2 separate regions of the Mus musculus genome follow, and region 1 is linked to region 2. A link is a loop called in an ENCODE intact Hi-C map of the cell type or tissue named here. Cell type or tissue: left cerebral cortex. All regions are shown on one strand. Each heading gives the region's core, and the rest is flanking DNA. Links, peaks and the distances in the headings are about the cores only.

The links. Peaks named below come from ENCODE experiments on the same cell type or tissue, not always from the same donor. Only the 100,000 strongest peaks of a DNase experiment are listed, where the experiment ranks them.
Region 1: it touches region 2 in a loop (2.5-fold over the local background); 1 of 42 quality-filtered maps calls a loop at or near these places.

Annotation. Positions count from the first base shown.
Region 1 is chr3:104,342,061-104,350,656 of GRCm38, forward strand. No RefSeq gene overlaps it. Among named protein-coding and RNA genes, the nearest start is that of Gm5546, 14 kb to the right of the region's middle. In left cerebral cortex, for the core only: no CTCF peak of the experiment used is centred there; a DNase peak (open chromatin) is centred at 4,247.
Region 2 is chr3:104,425,745-104,434,340 of GRCm38, forward strand. No RefSeq gene overlaps it. Among named protein-coding and RNA genes, the nearest start is that of Gm38412, 21 kb to the left of the region's middle. In left cerebral cortex, for the core only: no CTCF peak of the experiment used is centred there; DNase peaks (open chromatin) are centred at 4,404 and 5,612; H3K4me3 peaks cover 572 bases; H3K27ac peaks cover 1,159 bases.

The DNA of each region.
Region 1 (8,596 bases), core at 1,844-5,843, 84 kb before region 2:
AAAGGTAGAAGATACAAGTAGATAGATAACTGATAAATGATAGATAAGAAGATAAGTGATAAGTATGTAGAAACAGAGATTGATATAGATAGGTAGATAGACAGACAGACAGACTGACTAATAGAATCTCTTTGTGTTACTATTTGTTACCTGTCAGATAAGCAAACATCCAAACACAGGGCCACATTTGGACAAAGCTGTATGGGAAGGAACCTTTCTCATGCTGCCGATGGGGATGTAAATGATGCAGCCCTTACAGAGAAAAATTTGGCAGCATCTAACGGTATTACACATACATTCTTTTTGGCCCAGTAATCTCACTTTTGGGAATCCATCCTGAAGATGCACTGGCAAGAATCCCAAGTGCTGCATGTTCAAAGCTATTCTCGCTGTGCTATTTATGAAAGCAAGTCTGAAGAAACCCAGTGTCAATCAATAGAGGCCTGGTTAGATCACTGCAGAGCAGCCATATCAAAGGGGCCTGGGCAGGAATGAGGGGCGATCACTCCTGACAGGAATGAGGGGCGATTACTCCTGGCTGTCCTGAACGCTCTTCAGGATCTGTTGCTGAGTGGACAAAGCAAAGTGAAGGAAAACGCAAACGGCAGACATCATTTGTGCAAGAATCGAGTGGATGTAATTACCTATTCGCTTATATTTTCAAAAGGAAATAATGGAAGATTAAACTGTAAAATAATGAAAAGTGTTATGTATGAAGGGAAAGGTGGGGGAGGGGTGGTGAGATCTGCCCCAATACATCCTTTTATAGTTTATAGTCCTAACTTATTTTTTATAATTATTTTATTAGAATCAATTATCTTATCCAGTTCAAAATAAAATTAAGGGACCAGTAAGATGGCTCAGTGTGTAAGGGCCCTTGCCACCAAGCCTTGATGACCTGATTTCAATCCCCAGGACCTACATGGTGGACAAAGAGAACCAAGTATCACCCATTTTGCTCTGTTGTCCACATGTGTGCTGTGGCATGCACACACCCACACACATACACACACAGAGAGAATAAATAAATGTAGCTTTTAAAACATGAAAGAAAACATTAAAAACAAACAAACAAGCAAACATAAATGGCAAAGCTTGAACAGTTCTGTAAGCAGCGTGGAGAGGCCTCCCTGCTAGAGCTAGAGGAGGCCAGAAGGATTCATGTGGAGACAGCCTGGAGCTAGAGCTGCTCCTGTGAACTCAAGCTTAGCTTAATATAGACAGGGATGGGCATGCATAGAAATATCCACCACTGGGTCTGCACACAGGTTGCTGCACAGACCTCTCTTTCCGTGTTATGTTGGGCCCCATAGCAACAAGCAACAGACCATTCAGATCACAGTGTCTAATACCATTCTCCAATCAAAGGAACCAGGGCTTCTCAGAGGTTCTAATGGGACAAGAAATGCAGAAGACAGTCCCAGCACATCTGACAGTGACAGAGAGTAAGAAAGTGCTATTTTTAAAAGACATTATGGAGATATATCTAAGGGACAAGAGACAAACTGAAAAGCTCCCAGAGGTCAAACCTGCATAGTAACTGCAAGCTTCAATTAATACATTAGAGTATATGTTGAAAAAAAAACAATTAAACTGTTTTTTTTGTTTATTTGGGTGTGTGTGTATGTGTATGTGTGCATGCATGTGTTATGAGCATGATCAGAGAACAACTTGCAGGACTTGGCTTTCTCCACCTCATGGATTCTTGGATCAAACTCAGGTCACCAGGTTTGACAGAAAACACCCTTACCCACTGAACCATCTTGCCACACAGACATACAATTTTAATAAATAAATAAACATAAAGGAAAGGGTTTCCCATTCTAAGCAATCTGTGTGAGTCTCCAGCCCTGAAGAGATGAACCCCTTAGCTGAGGACTCTACATAGTGACCTCATCTTCCCATGGATGCCCTGAGGAAGGAAAATGAGCAGCGAAATCTGACAAGCGCTACTCAGTGAGGGGGTTGATGTTAGCATCAGAGGTGAGAAAAGAGGGTGTTAGGGAATTTGAATACATGTGATATGAAAGTTCAAGGGGTGACAATGTGTAGAAAGGAAGGGAACCAGCTGGGGAGAGGAGCCCTGGAGGTAAAGGAATGAAATTAAACAAAGTACACACACATACACACACACACACACACACACACACACACACACACACACACACAGATGCTATAACAAAACTCACTGTTTTACAGAAACAAGACATGTTATTTTGTAGGCCAACTTCAAATTTTATTTTTAAAAAATCAATAGCAGTAGGTCACATTAATAGTATGGACCCTTGATAGAACTTGAAGAAAGTGGCACTTTAATCCTGGTCTTCTTTCCCAAGACACAGAGCTCCAGACTCACTAAAAATGTTATTCAAGAGTTTAGGGTGTGGATGTAGCTCAGTTGGTAGAGCGCTTGCCTATAATGTATGACATAATCCCAGGGCTTAGAAGGTAGAGAAAGGATCCATTGGTAAAGTGTCTGCCATACAAGGGTAAGGTCCTGAGTTCAATCCCCAGCACCCATACGATGATTTACAAGTAATGGCCTGGGGCTGAGGTAGGGTAACTCAGTGGTACCTTCACCATTTTTTGTATATCTATGTAGTGGTTTGAGTATGCTTGGCCTATGGGAAGCAGCACTATTAGGAGGCATGCCCTTGATGGAGGAAGTGTGTCACTGTGTAGACAGATTTTGAAGGCTCCTAGTGCTCAAGCTCTACTGCTCAAGTGGAAGAGACACTCTCTCTTGACTGCCTTCAGATCAAAATGTAGAACTCCCAGTTCCTCCAGCACCAAGTCTGTCTGCAAACTGCCATGCCTCCCGTCATGATGATAATGGACTGAACCTCTGAAACTGTAAGCCAGTCCCAATTAAACATTTTACTTTATAAGAGTCACCATGGTCATGGTGTCTCTTCACAGCAATGGAAACCCCAACTAAGACTGTGGGGCAAGTGGACTGTGTCGCCAGACAGAAGAACTGTGAGGTTGAGCAGGCTCAACCCCTGGGGAATTTTAGAATTGAGAACGGCAGGTATGGAACCAGCTCCCTGTCAAACTACCTGATCTGGAACATGTAACCATGACACCCCACTGAGAGGACCATGACAATTAGTCATGTAACATGAAAACCTGGCGTTCTCCATGATACTGAGGGATCTAGGTAGGCCCCGAGTGTTTAATCAATGAGCTTCCCTTCCTGGGCATCCTTCCTGCAAAAAATCCCTGGTGCACCCTGAGTAAGGTACATACATCCACCATCTAATAAAACAGTTTGGACAAGCAAGGGCTATCTCCTTCATCAAGGATGGGGGAGGGGGGTTGCATGGTGAGTATAGGAGGAGGCCTTCATCGTTAAAGATCTGCTCCCAAATCACCCTGAGGAGGCCTTCTCTCTTCCAGCCCCTCCCTACTCTCCACACAGGACCAAATTGGATTCCACCCCTATCCAGGGCTCAGTTAGCCCCTTCCTTTCTGGCAGATAGATGCCCTGAGGGAGTCTGGGTACACAGGAGAGCAGGAACCATAGCATCTGTCTCAGACTCCGATATTTCTCACCCAGGAAAACATGGACTGGGACTCCTATTAAGGACTGTGTTGTACCTCCCCTGAGCAGCTTGCCGGTGGTGCTCAGACACCCCAGCAGTGAGGCAGACACACAGCCTGGCATAAGACAATCTAAGATGTGATTAAAAATTGGAAGTAAAATTTTTTTTAAGTTGAAAACTGACTGAGCGGTTTATCAAGTTGATTCTATAGATGAAAGAGCAGAATTTTAAAATGACTTTGAATCACTGTATCCTGAAAACAAACGTAGACACAAAGAATCCTTAGATCTCTTCAGTACCATTAGTGCTGGTCAAAGTTTTTTACACCAATTTGCTGATGTGGAGAGAGAGACAAACACACAAGAGAAACTGGATACAAAATAAAAGCAAACAAAACCATAATCAGGCTGGCAAGTTGGCTCAATGAGTGGGGTCACTTGCCACCAATCCTGATAACCTGAGTTCGGTCCTAGGACACATGTATGGGTTGTCTTCTGATCTCACAAGCAAGCATTCCCCCTACAAATAAATAAATAAAGTGTATTTTTAATGTAAATTTTTACTTAAATTTGGACTGGAAAGATGGCTCAGTAGTTAAGACATTAGCTGTTCTTGCAGAAATCCTGGGCTCAGTTTATAGAGCCCACATGGTGGTTCCAACTATCTTTAACTCCATTTCCAGGGAATCCAAGGCCCTATTCTGATCTCCATGGGCACCAGACATGCATATGGTACACATACATACAGGCAGGCAAAACACCCACACACATAAAACATTCTTTAAAAGAATCTTTACTTAGATAAGTTCATAACTCATGTTTTCATTCTCTAAATAATGTGCATTTCTGAGTTCTGTCCACTGAAAATGCCCAGGATAGATGAGCAACAAGAGACCCTAGAGACAAGATTGTAACATCTACTGTTTTCCATTAAAGAGAGTCAGGTCCCCTTGGAGATGTGGCTAATTGTAAATCTGAGGCCCAAGAGGGGATTATCTCCTGTTTCCTCTGAACTCAAGGAACTTACTGAGACTATTACATCATGTCAAACAAATACAACACAGCACAGAAGAACCAATGGACAGTGACTTTGATGGGCCCCAGAGGACAGAGCCCTGAGCATGAGAAAAAGTAACTTGACTAGATTCAGCAACACCAAACTGTAAAGATTTATGAGACCATACTATCCTTCCTCTACAAGAAAGAAAACGTCATCTTTTGTCCTTTGGGGAATCTTAAAGCATCAATTGTTGAGATAAAATGAAAATTTAGCCAGTTGTTGTGGGTGGCACATGCCTTTAATCCCAGTATTTGGGAGGCAGAAGAATCGCTTTTGAACTTGTGGCTAGCCTGGTCTACATAGTGAAGTCTAAGCCAGCTAGGGCTACAATAATGAGATTCTGATGAGAGAGAGAGAGAGAGAGAGAGAGAGAAGAAAAGAAGAAGGAGAAGGAGAAGAGGAGGAGAAAGAGAAAGAGAAAGAGAAAGAGAAAGAGAAAGAGAAAGAGAAAGAGAAAGAGAAAGAGAAAGAGAAAGAGAAAGAGAAAGAGAAAGAGAAAGAGAAAGAGAAGATGAAGGAAGGAGGGAGGGAGGGAAGGAAGGAGGGAGAAAGGAAGGAAGGAAGAGGAAGGGAGAGAGGGAAGGAAGGAAGGAAGGAAAGAAAGAAGGAAAAAGGGAAAGAAAAGTAGGGATTAGAGAGAAATGGTTCATTGGTTAAGAGCACTGGCTCTTCCAAGGGACCCAAGTTAACTTCCTAGCACCTGCACAACTGTAATTCTAATCCCAGGGTATCCAGTGCCCTTCTCCAGCATCCCTGGGTGCACTATGCATGCTGTAGTATGTACACATTTATGCAGACTAAAACTCACACACATAAAACAAAGAAAAATTTGTAAAGTGAAAAGAAAAGGAAACAATAAAGTTACTATACCTCTTCCTGGACCGAGTGTATTTTTCAGTAACTACGTAGTTTATAAGAAAATATCTTCTCTGTAGAACCACAGTAAGCTCGTGGAGAACGTAGGAACTAAAAGCCACCTGACTCAGAGCCAGTCAACGATCAAGTCGGCTGCTCAAACCATTAGGTAAAAAGTTGGGGGAGAGTTTGGCGTGACAGGTCAGGCTCACAGCACTTGAACCCACTGACGAATTTCACTAAAAGTGGAACGGCTGGACATAATGTTCTTCCACCTGTGGAATATTCTTGCCAAGAAGAAATATTGAATGTAATCAAGCCTCTAACCTCAGCTTACAGGAAATGAGCTTGGGGGAGCATGTTGAACACGGCACCAGGAGGACACCGTGAGTCAAAGCCGGAGTGTGGGAAATTCTGCAGCAGAAGCGATACAGTTTATTCAATAAATAATGGTCCTAAAAGAACAAAGAGAACCATTGTTAATTAACAGAGACATACCAAATGTGGTGGGTAAGTTTGATGGTGGACTTGACAGGACATAGAACCATCTAGGAGGCATAGCTTTGGGTGTAACCGGAAGGGGGTTTCCAGAGCGGTTTAACTGACTTGGGGAGACCTACCCTGAACACAGGCACCACCATTCTGTGTAGAGGAGGTTTTCTGTCTTTGCTTCTTGGCTACTGGCACGATGTTACTATAACTGTCTCATCTCCTGTGTCCATGTCTTCCCTACCATAAAAGACTGACTATAGCCTTCTGTCCAGCATTTTGTCATAACAGTAAGAAATCAGTGACCCAACCAAACACAAGACATGGATCCTTTCAGACATTCCAATTTGAGCGAGTCAAACACACCAAAGACATTTCAGAGATGCTGCAGACACCTGGAAATTTGATCCTATAAATTCATAGAGTCGGATGTGATGGCACGTCCCCCTAATCTCAGCAGCTGTGAGGTGGAAGAAAGAGAGTCTGGAGTTCAAGGCCATCCTCTGCCACACAGTGAGTTTGGAACGAGGCTGGATTTCATGATAAATATAATAAAGAAGATAAAGAAAATATAGGTAATGTTATGGGTAATGATGGCACTGGGCTTATATTACAACAACTAAAAGGCTATATGCTAAAGGAATATAGAAGGAGAGATGGGTGAGAGGAGACTGCATTTGGATCCCTTTAAAATATTATAATCCTTCCTACACACACCAGAAAAACTCAAGTTGGGTAGAATTAAAGTGAAGGATGAGAATTCTCTCAGTTACTGGACCTTAATAATGGGCACATTAGGTCTGCTAGGCGATTTTTTTCCTAAGGTCACACGTGTTTCAACAGATCTGCAATAAACAGTAAAATAATTAAATAATTTTTTTCAACAATTGTCCCAGGATTGTGAGCACCAAGGAGGTTTTGACTGCATATTGGGGTTCTTTTAAGACAAGCAGAAGATGCTGGCTGAGGTGACCCAGGAGCAGCGGAGAGACAGCTGCAGTTGACCTTGCTGTATGGGTTGGAACCAAGCCTTTCTGGCTTCTCAGCCTTCCAATGCTTCAGGCCTTTAATACCGTTCCTCATGTTGTGGTGACCCTCCCCCCTACCAACTTAAAATTGTTTCATTTCTACTCTGCAATTCTGCTACTGTTATAAATCATAATTCAATCCACAGGGTGAGAACTACTGTCTTAAAGGTATTTATGGATTGAAGATGAAGATTCTGTTCTGATCAGTAATTGGAGTTGGAAAATTTGTAGCATCCAGACAAAGAAGACATGCTGTCCAGGATGCTCAACTCCTAGGATTGTATAACAAAATCTTTCTGTCATTTCCAGAGCAAGGCATTCTGGGTCCTCCAAACTCACTAACTGAAGGGTAGGCTGGATTCTCAGAGACTTGCTAAGTGGGTGCCCTCCTTCCCCCGCTGCTGGCTGTAGGTGTGTGGCTAGTTCTTTAGTCTGGTGTATTACAAGATCCTGCAGCCTCCCTCCGTTCTACCCAAACTCCAAAAATGGTATAATTTGGGGGCTTATAACCCGTCCATCCTTTCAATTCTTCTGCGTGCATATTTTAGCTCAATTGCCAGCAGCAATAAAGAAGGGAATCAGTGGAGCGCTTACTGCTGTGAGCAGTCCCCTAAGATGTCTGAGAAAGCAGATATGTTTAGGTAAACCAGAAGTGAGAATCCTCCAGGGGCGGCTCAGCCACTGAGTTTAATTGGGCGGCAGCTGCTTTCTCTCCTCCCTCCCTCGCTCCTGGTTCAGCTTGCAGACAACAGGGATTTACCAGTTAATTGGCTGTTCCCAGGATTGTCATTCACTTAGGTCCTCTTCCCAGTCTTTGTAAATACAAAATGCTTCTCTTAAAATAATTTGCTTACATGTGGCTCCCCAAGATACTGGTTGGGCCCTCAGACATTTAGGGTTTGTGGAAGTGAGGCAAATGTGTGCGGAGGGTGGGGGGATGGTGTGTATTGTAGGATTTGGGGTGCTGCTGTGGAAGTCAGTGCAACTGGGGACCAATGTCCTGGGTTATGCATTATATAAAGGTGTTGGACCTGGTTCAAGTCTCAGAACCAGTCGGGCAGGTTGAGGAAGTTTCTTTCTTTTTCTCACCACCCATCTGAACAGAGGGAACTTTTAACTTCATCAGGTGAATGGTTTACTTGGAAGTGGTGAGAAAGGTCAGCAAGTTGGGGGGTTAGATTTCACAGCTCTATCTATCATCTTTTCGGTAGGTGATAGACCCCCCCCCCCCAAACAGATGCAAGGCCACAGAAATAAGCAGGAGGCCTACTGGGCCCACCAGCTCGCAATGCAACTTTAGAGTTTAGCTGCTGATGGCTTTTTAAGTTGGCTGGCTGCTGACATTAAACATAGTGGAGACCATTGCCAACATCAATACATCATGCGTGTTTGTATGCTTGCCTGCCTCCAGTTGCATTATGGGACTGGGTTTGGGTGGTCACTCTGACTTCTCTCTTGACTACTCAATGCCAAACTACTGCCCAGCTTTCTGACAAACTATCCTAGAGCCTTCTACTCTGCTCAGCCTGGTGGAAAGTTCCAGAATAATTCAGAGAGTGTTTTTCTTTGGATTGTTTTGTCTTTTTTTTTTTTTAATTGGGAATTTTGCCATGCAGGAAT
Region 2 (8,596 bases), core at 2,272-6,271:
TAGTGTTTACTGTGACAACCTTAGATGGTAACAGGCCTATACCACTCTGGTGCTTCCTTCTCTACAGACTCTGCAGACTGTCAGTCACCCTGAGCCCTCCCCTTTCTGAGATGTTCAAGATAAAGAAATCCCAACTTCAGTTTAAAACGTGGGATAAAGCTAAGGACACGACCCCCTCACATCTCAACTCTTACCAGGGATTCTAGAAGCACCACAGTTCATGCTCTTGCCCAAGCAGCAGTCAGCGGGTAGAAGAGATGCTCTTGATAGGTAGGGATGTCACTCTGCCTCAGGGGCCTTTCAAGTCTCATGAGCTGTCACCACAGACAGAAGGGACAAGACACTGGCATGAACTGATACTTGCCCAGGCCAAAATATAGATTTTTTTTCATATTTTATATGAATTCGTTCTTCTTCTAAGAGGTGAGTGTTAGGAGGAGGGTGTAACTAAATGGTAGCTTGTTAACTGAGTATGCTTGAGACATCGTTTCATCCCAGCATGGAAAGAAGAAAGGGAGAGAGGGAAAGAGGAGGGAAGAAGGAAGGAAAGAAGCGAGGAAAACAGTTGGGCGTAATCTACTTAATCCTTCTAGAGTTGGAAGCTGAAAAGGAAGCTGAGACAGACAGAAATACAGCAGAGAGACAGACAAAGACAGACTAACAACACCATCAGCCAACTGGATCCCAATGACTTCAACCAACTACTTCATCCAACCGCGGGGGAAGCCACGTTCCTCTCAGAGCCCTTAAGAGACAGTGCTGAGATCTAGCACCTTTGGGGCTCTAAAGCAAACCTGAATACATTTAAAAGAACAGAAATCATACAGCCCGTGTTCCCAGGCTACAAGGAAATAGAAACTAGACATCTATAGCAGAAAGACAGCTAGAAAATACCAACACAGCTGTACAATAAACAGCACACTTACAATAACACATGGGTCAGAGATGAAGTAACATGAGAAATGTCCAAGCATCTGAAATAAAACAAAAATGTGCAGGATGCAGCAAAAGTGCTGGGAAGCTGGCATGGGACGGGTGGGAGGGAGGATGGCACCGAATGTGTTTTGGCAACAAAGGAATAGTAAACCAGTCATCTGAGCTTCGTTTAAAGTCAACAGGAGAAGCTGGGCACAAGAGCATGCCTTTAATCCCAGCACTGGGAGACACAGGCCTCATCTACACAGTGAGTTCCATTCAGTGAGGGTTACATAGTGAGACCCTATCTATAAACAAACAAACAAACAAACAAACAGAAGAAAAGAAATAATGTGGGCTCAGCCGTGTGTGCCGGAGGCCTTAGTCACTTACTGTATAAAAATGAGGACCGGGCCACTCCTAGGTATGATTGAGGAGAAGGGTTTTCTTGTAGACACGAGGGAGAGAATGACCAGAGGCATCTGGAAGGTTCCAGACTGAACATGGCCTTCGGAATAGACTGGGCCATGAGTGGAGAATGAGGCAGGAGAGGGAGAGGAGAAAGAGAGAAACTAAAGAAAACCAAAAGGGCAAGAAAACCATGAGGGTAAATCATGGTCAAAATGGTGGCGTTTTATAGGAAAGAGAAGCTGGGGGAGGGAAGGAAGCTGGGTCTGGAGAGGTTTAGAGTGGAGGGTGAGGAAAGGAGGGATGGGGTGGGAGAAGAAGGTGGTGAGGTGGTGGGTAGGAAGTGCTGAGAGGGGTCAGGCCTCTGAAACAGGTACTTGAGATGCGGAGAGAGCCTGGCGGCCACTGTCTACTTTGATATGTTACTAGGCTCCTCAGTTACCCATTTGTCCTTGATTTCTTCCAGACCTAACACTTAGGAGGCTGAGGCAGGAGGATCACTTGAACCCAGGAATTTGAGGCCAGCCTGGGGTATCATGGCAAAACCCTGTATCAGAAGAAGAAGGAGGAGGAGGAGGAGGAGGAGGAGGAGGAGGAGGAGGAGGAGGAGGAGGAGGAGAAGAAGAAGAAGAAGAAGAAGAAGAAGAAGAAGAAGAAGAAGAAGAAGAAGAAGAAGAAGAAGAAGAAGAAGAAGAGAAAGAGAAAGAAAGAGAGAGAGAGAGAAAGAAAGAAAGAAAGAAAGAAAGAAAGAAAGAAAGAAAGAAAGGAAGGAAGGAAGGAAAGAAGGAAAAAAGAGAGAAGAAAAGAAAAGAAAAAGAAAACTGTGAACAGGAAATCAGCAGAGAAAGCCAGTAAAACTAGAAGCTGATTCTTTGAAAAGATCAGTAAAATGCATAAGCCTTTAGCCAGACCATGAGGAAGAGAAGCTATAGGTCAATGACGTCAGAGATGAAGGGAGGTTATCACCTCAGTTCTTACAGGCATTAAAAGAATAATGGAGAAATACCACAAACAGCTCAGTGTCTGTGTGTGACAACCTCAGTGACGTGGGTTGAGTCCTCGGAAGAGAGAAATTCATGTCAGAACAACCTGACAAATCTGAACATTTTGTGTATGAATGAAGTTGAATCGACGATAAACTAACTGAATGGACTACCCAGTGGGTTTCACGAGATGTTTAAGGAACCCCCCCATACCAACTATCTTTAGTTTCTGAGCAGGAATGTTTCTTCACTCACCCCATGAAGCCAATATGACCACACTACCAAAACCAGTGTCTACAAGAAACAAAAATGACTGCACAATAGCTCCTGTGGACATAGACATAGAATTTCTCAAGAAGGGACTGGAGAGATGGCTCAGCCATTAGGAATACTAGTTCTTCTTGTAGAGAACTGGGTTTGATTTTCAGCACCTACACAGTGGCTCACATCCTTCTGTAAACACAGCTCCAGGGCATCCAAAGGCTTCTTTTGGCCTCCGTGAACACTGCAAGCACATGACACCAGACAAACATGCTGGAAAAACACCCAAACACATAAACATATAAAATAAACCAGATGGGCAGTTTATTTGTGTGGTGCATGCCACAGCATATATGTGAAGGTCAGAGGACAACCTGCAGGAGTTAGTTCTTCTAGGTGGGTTCTGGGATTGAACTCAAGTCTTTAGGTTTGGTAGCAAGAGTCTTTGCGTTCGGAGCCATCCATTGGCCTACAATAAGATGTATTAAGGGGGATGGGCAGAGAGACTGTCTATTGTAGTATAGTGTAATGATTGTTCCATGTTATTGTTAGGTCTTCTTATCTCTTATCACATCTAATTTGTAAATTAAATTTTATCATAAATATGTGGGACCAGAAATAACATATATAGGTTTCAGGTATCCACTGGACCTCTTAGAACATATATCCCTTAAGGATAGTAGAACTACTCTTTTCTTTTTTCCATTCTTCACATGTATGTGCACATGTATATGTCTCTCTCTCTCTCTGTGTGTGTGTGTGTGTGTGTGTGTGTGTGTGTGTGTATGTGTGTGTACATGGAGATAAGAGGTTGATGTCCCTTCCACCTTATTGAGGCAGGACCTCTCAATCAAACCCAAAGCTCACTGATATAACTAGTCTTCCTAGGCAGCTTGCTTGGGGATTTTCCTTTTTTTTTTTTTTCCCCCTTTGAGGCTGGAACAATTACATCCATGCCCATCCAGCATTCACGTGGGCTTTAGGGTTCTAAACTCGGAGCCTCAGGCTTCTGCAGCGCAATCTTTACCACCACACCACCATCTTCCCAGGCCCCTGGCAGCCTTTCTTGAGAACCATGCTGGCCACAGGGCAGGGAAGAACTCTCGATCATGGCATCTCAAACCTTCTCCAATCATGACTGCTTTTCCAGAAGAAATTTTCATGCGATTCTGAATGTATTTGTATATAAAACAGGTATATTAATCAATTACTGACAATAAATCATAAATGTATCTTAAAAATTATTTGAGAGTTATATTATTTTATAATTTAAAGACTAAATCGAATTTGCATACCAATGAGAGAATATGCATATTTATTTTTACATAGAGGATTAAAACTTGACCTAAATATTTGATGCTGCATGAGAGAGAACATGAAGGGCTTCCAGAGTTCCTTGATATTTTGATTTTACAGTCAATGCTAAGAATGTCACTTTGCATATATTATGCATACTAAATGCATTCTAAATACCATACAACAAAAGTTTCAGAAATTGCTCGAAATTCTTTCCTAATCCCAAACTCAAGACAGAAAGTTTTTCCAAAGAAACATCCCAACACAACATAATCCAATGATATTTGCCTTTGGTACAGGGAAGTTATATGATGCAGCGCCATGTGACCTCCCAGAAACACCTCAGATTTGCCCAAGTTAGATTTCTGAGTGAATTTTTGCTTTCTATACATTCAGAAATCCTTTGCTTTGGCGAATTTTTCAGTGACCCAGTTATTCACTCCCTTCTGGACCTGACTCAGTTTGAGAAGCTGAGCTTTCTCTGGTCTTGCAGAGAAGAGTAAGCCATGAAGGAGTCCTAGAAGGTACAGCAACCATGAATAAGCTCGCACTCTGGCTCTAGTGACAGTGATGTAGCAGTGTAGACCTGTCAATGGTAATGAATGGGGCACTCTAACCTGGGGTGCCTATGGAAAGTGGTCCACGTGTGGGGACTGGGTTGGATGTAACTACTCTGCCACCAATTCACACCTCATCTCCAAAACTGCTCTAAAACATTGTGTTTGTGGGGACTGGAGCGATGGCACAGTAGCTTTGGTCCCTGGAACTCACATGGCAATAGAGGAAGAAATAACAAAGTTGTTCTCTGTCCTCTATACACATACACATACACACACACACATACGACATGCATATGCCCATGCTCAGACATTTCACACACACACACTATTCATAATTATTGTTTTAAAAATCATGTTTGTTACTTGAAAAACAAAGAGGCTACAGACAAAGTCTTCCTCTCTACCCTGCCACCAACTGAGTCAGCCCTCACCACCTGCAACTCTCCCGGCATAACAGATTTCTTGAGAGTCCTTCAAAAATATTCTTGGTCTTCATACATACCAAATGTGGGACCAGTGAGATGTCTCAACCAGTAAAGGTTGCTAGCTGCCAAGCCTGAAGACCCGAGTTCAATCCCCTGGCCCCCAAATGGTGGAAGGAGAGAACGGATTCCCATGGGTTGTCCTCTAGTCTCTACATCGTGTCATGGTATGAGAACCTGGGGTTCTTCCTTCTCTGTTCCATAAATAAATGTAAGGAAAAAAATAGTCTCAAGTACGTCCAATAGGACAAACGTGGCTTTTTACATCATGGCTCCCTTCTCCCAGGAGAAAACAATGTCTGGGGTTAACCTACAGAAGCTATGTCCTCTCCTCTGCCTTCTCTAAGCTCTGTTTGAACTTCAGGTGCTCAAATGCCGAATGGGAAGGTTTATGTGTTTTTCCTGAATGCCGGCAAGTTGCCCAGCACACGCCTGGTACCTGGAGTCTGAAGGGAGAAACTGAGATCCACGCCAACAGAGGCAGAGGACTTCACTCTCAGCTAAAAAAAGAACAGGGCAATCTCCCTTACCTCCGAGGGACTTCTGTGAGCAGAAACCACGGGGAGCGCAGGAGAAACATCTGGAGTCTGACCCTCCTCCCTCCCTCCTACAGTCTCTCCAGAACTTCCTCCAGAAGCCAGGGGAAAGGAGCCGCAGATCTCCAGCATCTACACACTGGTTAAGTACCAGCTCTGACCTAGTTCTGTTTCAAAGCACTACCCTCTCCTTCCTACCTCCCACAGACGCCCACCCAGCTGCCGAGTATAGAGAACACTGAGAAAACTTAGGCCAAACGGGGACCTGGGATGATAAAGCCTTTGAGAAAACAGCTGTTTGTTCGTTCGGTTCGTTTATTATCATGTTTTTGCTCCTATCTCGTTTGATTACAAAAGCCTGTTGGGGGGAAAAATAAAAACCCTTTTACACTTTAGAGGAGTCGGTGCTGGGCTCTTCCAACCTCCATTCCACTTCAAAACAACTCTGGAGAAAAGGGGTTGAGCTAAAAGGCCCCTGTCAGACAGTCCTCTTCCTGGTCCCTGTCTCCCTCAGGGTGGCTAGCTGACCTTTCATATGCAGTCCCAGAAAGAGGCCTGCCCCTCACGCCACCTGTGGCTCTTCCTTCCCCCTTCCCCTCCCCCGCCCCCCCCCCCCCCCCCCAGGCCCTGCTTGAGCAGATGTCTTTCAGGCTGTCCTGCATTGCTCCAACCTCAGGTCATTTCCCTTCTGAGGAAACTGCCCAGTGTGTGAAGCTTCCCTTCTGCGATGGCCGGAAGGGTCAGATTGTTTTTCTTCCTGACCCCCCCCCCCCACGCCCGATTTGCGGGACACAACACAGGGAAGGTGGTGGGCACGCTCCCTCCCAGACGCTGGATTATTCCAGAAGGCCAACGGTGGCAGTGACCTACTGGCATTTCTCCCAGTATCAAGACCTGGATCACCGCCAAGACTTGTTAGACCCCTTCTGGTGGAGCTTCGCCCTGACTTTCTCCTGCCCTCTTGCCTCTTCCCCTTCAGTTCCTCCTGGGGAAGCTATGGAAACCAGAACCCACTCTCCCCAAAGCCAATCTAAAAATATTTCTCTACTCCATTCCCCATTCTTTCATGTAAAGCCTGACCTCAAGTCTGGAGAGATGGCTCACTGGCTGCTCCTGTAGAGGACCTGGGTTTGTGTCCTAGCGCCCCCCCCCCCCATCGTGGCTTATAGCCATCTGTAACTGCAGTTACAGGGAGTCTGCCGCTCTCTTTTGGCCTCTATGGAAGCCAGGCACGCATGTGGCACACACACATACACATAGACGAAATACTCATACACATAAGATAAAACTAAATCTTAAAAAATAAAAAGAGCCAGGTAGTGGTGGCACACGCCTTTAATCCCAGCACTTGGGAGGCAGAAGCAGGCAGATTTCTGAGTTCGAGGCCAACCTGGTCTACAGAGTGAGTTTCCGGACAGCCAGGGCTATACAGGGAAACCCTGTTTCAAAAAACCAAAATAAATAAATAGAAATTCGACAACAGATGTTGGTAAGAATGTGGGGGGAAAAGAAGCCTCGTTTGCTGCCGGTGGGAGGGCAGACTGAAACAACCACTGTGGGAATCAGATCAGAGTCTCAAAAAAAAAAAGGAAAAATAGAATTACCATATAACCTGCCTATACCATTCCTAGGCCTTGGCCCAAAGAACTCCATGTCCTACCTCAGAGATGCCTGCACGTTCATGTGCTTACGCAACCAGCCTGCATGTCCAGCAGCAGGAGAACGGGTAATGAAAATGTGCTTCATGTACAAAATAGGGTATTATTCTGCTGTAAAGAGCATGAAACTTGCAGGAGATGAATGGATCTCAAAAGTGTAACATTAAGGGAACATAATCTTAAACTCCAGAAGACCACAAAAGAAAGAAAAGAAAATTCTTCCTCATATAGGAGCTATAGCCTAGAATATATACATGAATATATGTGAACAGGTATTAAGTATGGGTATAGCCTAGAACTTAGAAAATGGGGTAATATTAGGTGAGGCGGAAGGTCAGAATGTAGGTAAAGGGCACGAGTCATGAGAGGCAAACTCTTTTTTTCCTAGCTTAAAAACTCTCTCTCTCTCTCTCTCTCTCTCTCTCTCTCTCTCTCTCTCTCTCTCTCTCGGAGGGGTTTATGTGTGTATAGTGTGTGTGTGTGTGTGTGTGTGTGTGTTAGATATATGAATTCAACTCTGCATACTAAAACAGCAAAATAACCATTTCTATATTCCCAAGGAATACACCCTTTGTTACTACTCTGAGGCATGAATGGGAGAACTGGGCTTGCTTTTAATCCTGTCAGTGTAACAGGAGTTAAACACACTAGTCAGTCACTGGCCCACTTAGAAAAGTCACTTTAAAAAAAAATATTGATTTGAGGGAAAAGAATTTTATAGTCCAAAGAGAAAAAAAAAAAAAAAAAAAACAAAGTCAAGAGACTCTATGAAAGAAAATGAAAAACAAAAGGTTTCTTATGTTTGCTGACTGGAAGAGTTCATCCAGTGAAACTGTCCACACTTCTGAACGTGATCTACAGATTCCACATTACGTCCATCTGAATACCGGTGGTGTTCCAAACAGAAGGGGGGTGGGGGGCTGGGATGTGGCTCAGTAGTCCAGCACCTGCACCTGCCTAGCATAATGAGGCTATCGATTCAGTCTCCAGTACTGGGGTGTGGGGAGAGCGAGAGGGGGTTGGGGGGAGGGTGGGGGATTTATATGGAATTCCCAACCCCAAAGTTCCAAAGTAATCTTATCTAGAAAGAGCAAAGCTGAGGGCATTGTAACTCCTGACTTCACAACATGCTACAAAGCTAGAGTGACCACACAGCAAGGCAGGCGATACTGTCCAGTGAGATAGAGAACTAGAACCCGTGTGTTTGCCCATGTAACACATGGAAAATGAAAGTTCTTTTTAACAATAGTCCTGGGTGAACTGCATATGCATAGGCAGATGAAACTAGGTTCCCATCCATCACTATGTAAAAAAAAAAAAAAAATCAAAATGGATTAAAGACTTAAGAGTAAAATAAATAAATCAGACACTATGAAATCAGTAGAGCAGCGGGACACAGGGAACACTTTGGGATTTGAGCAAAGTGGCTGTGACCCTGCCCCTGCCTCCGGGCAGAAACTGAGAAGAAAGAGAAAACCGACCCCTCCCACAAACGTA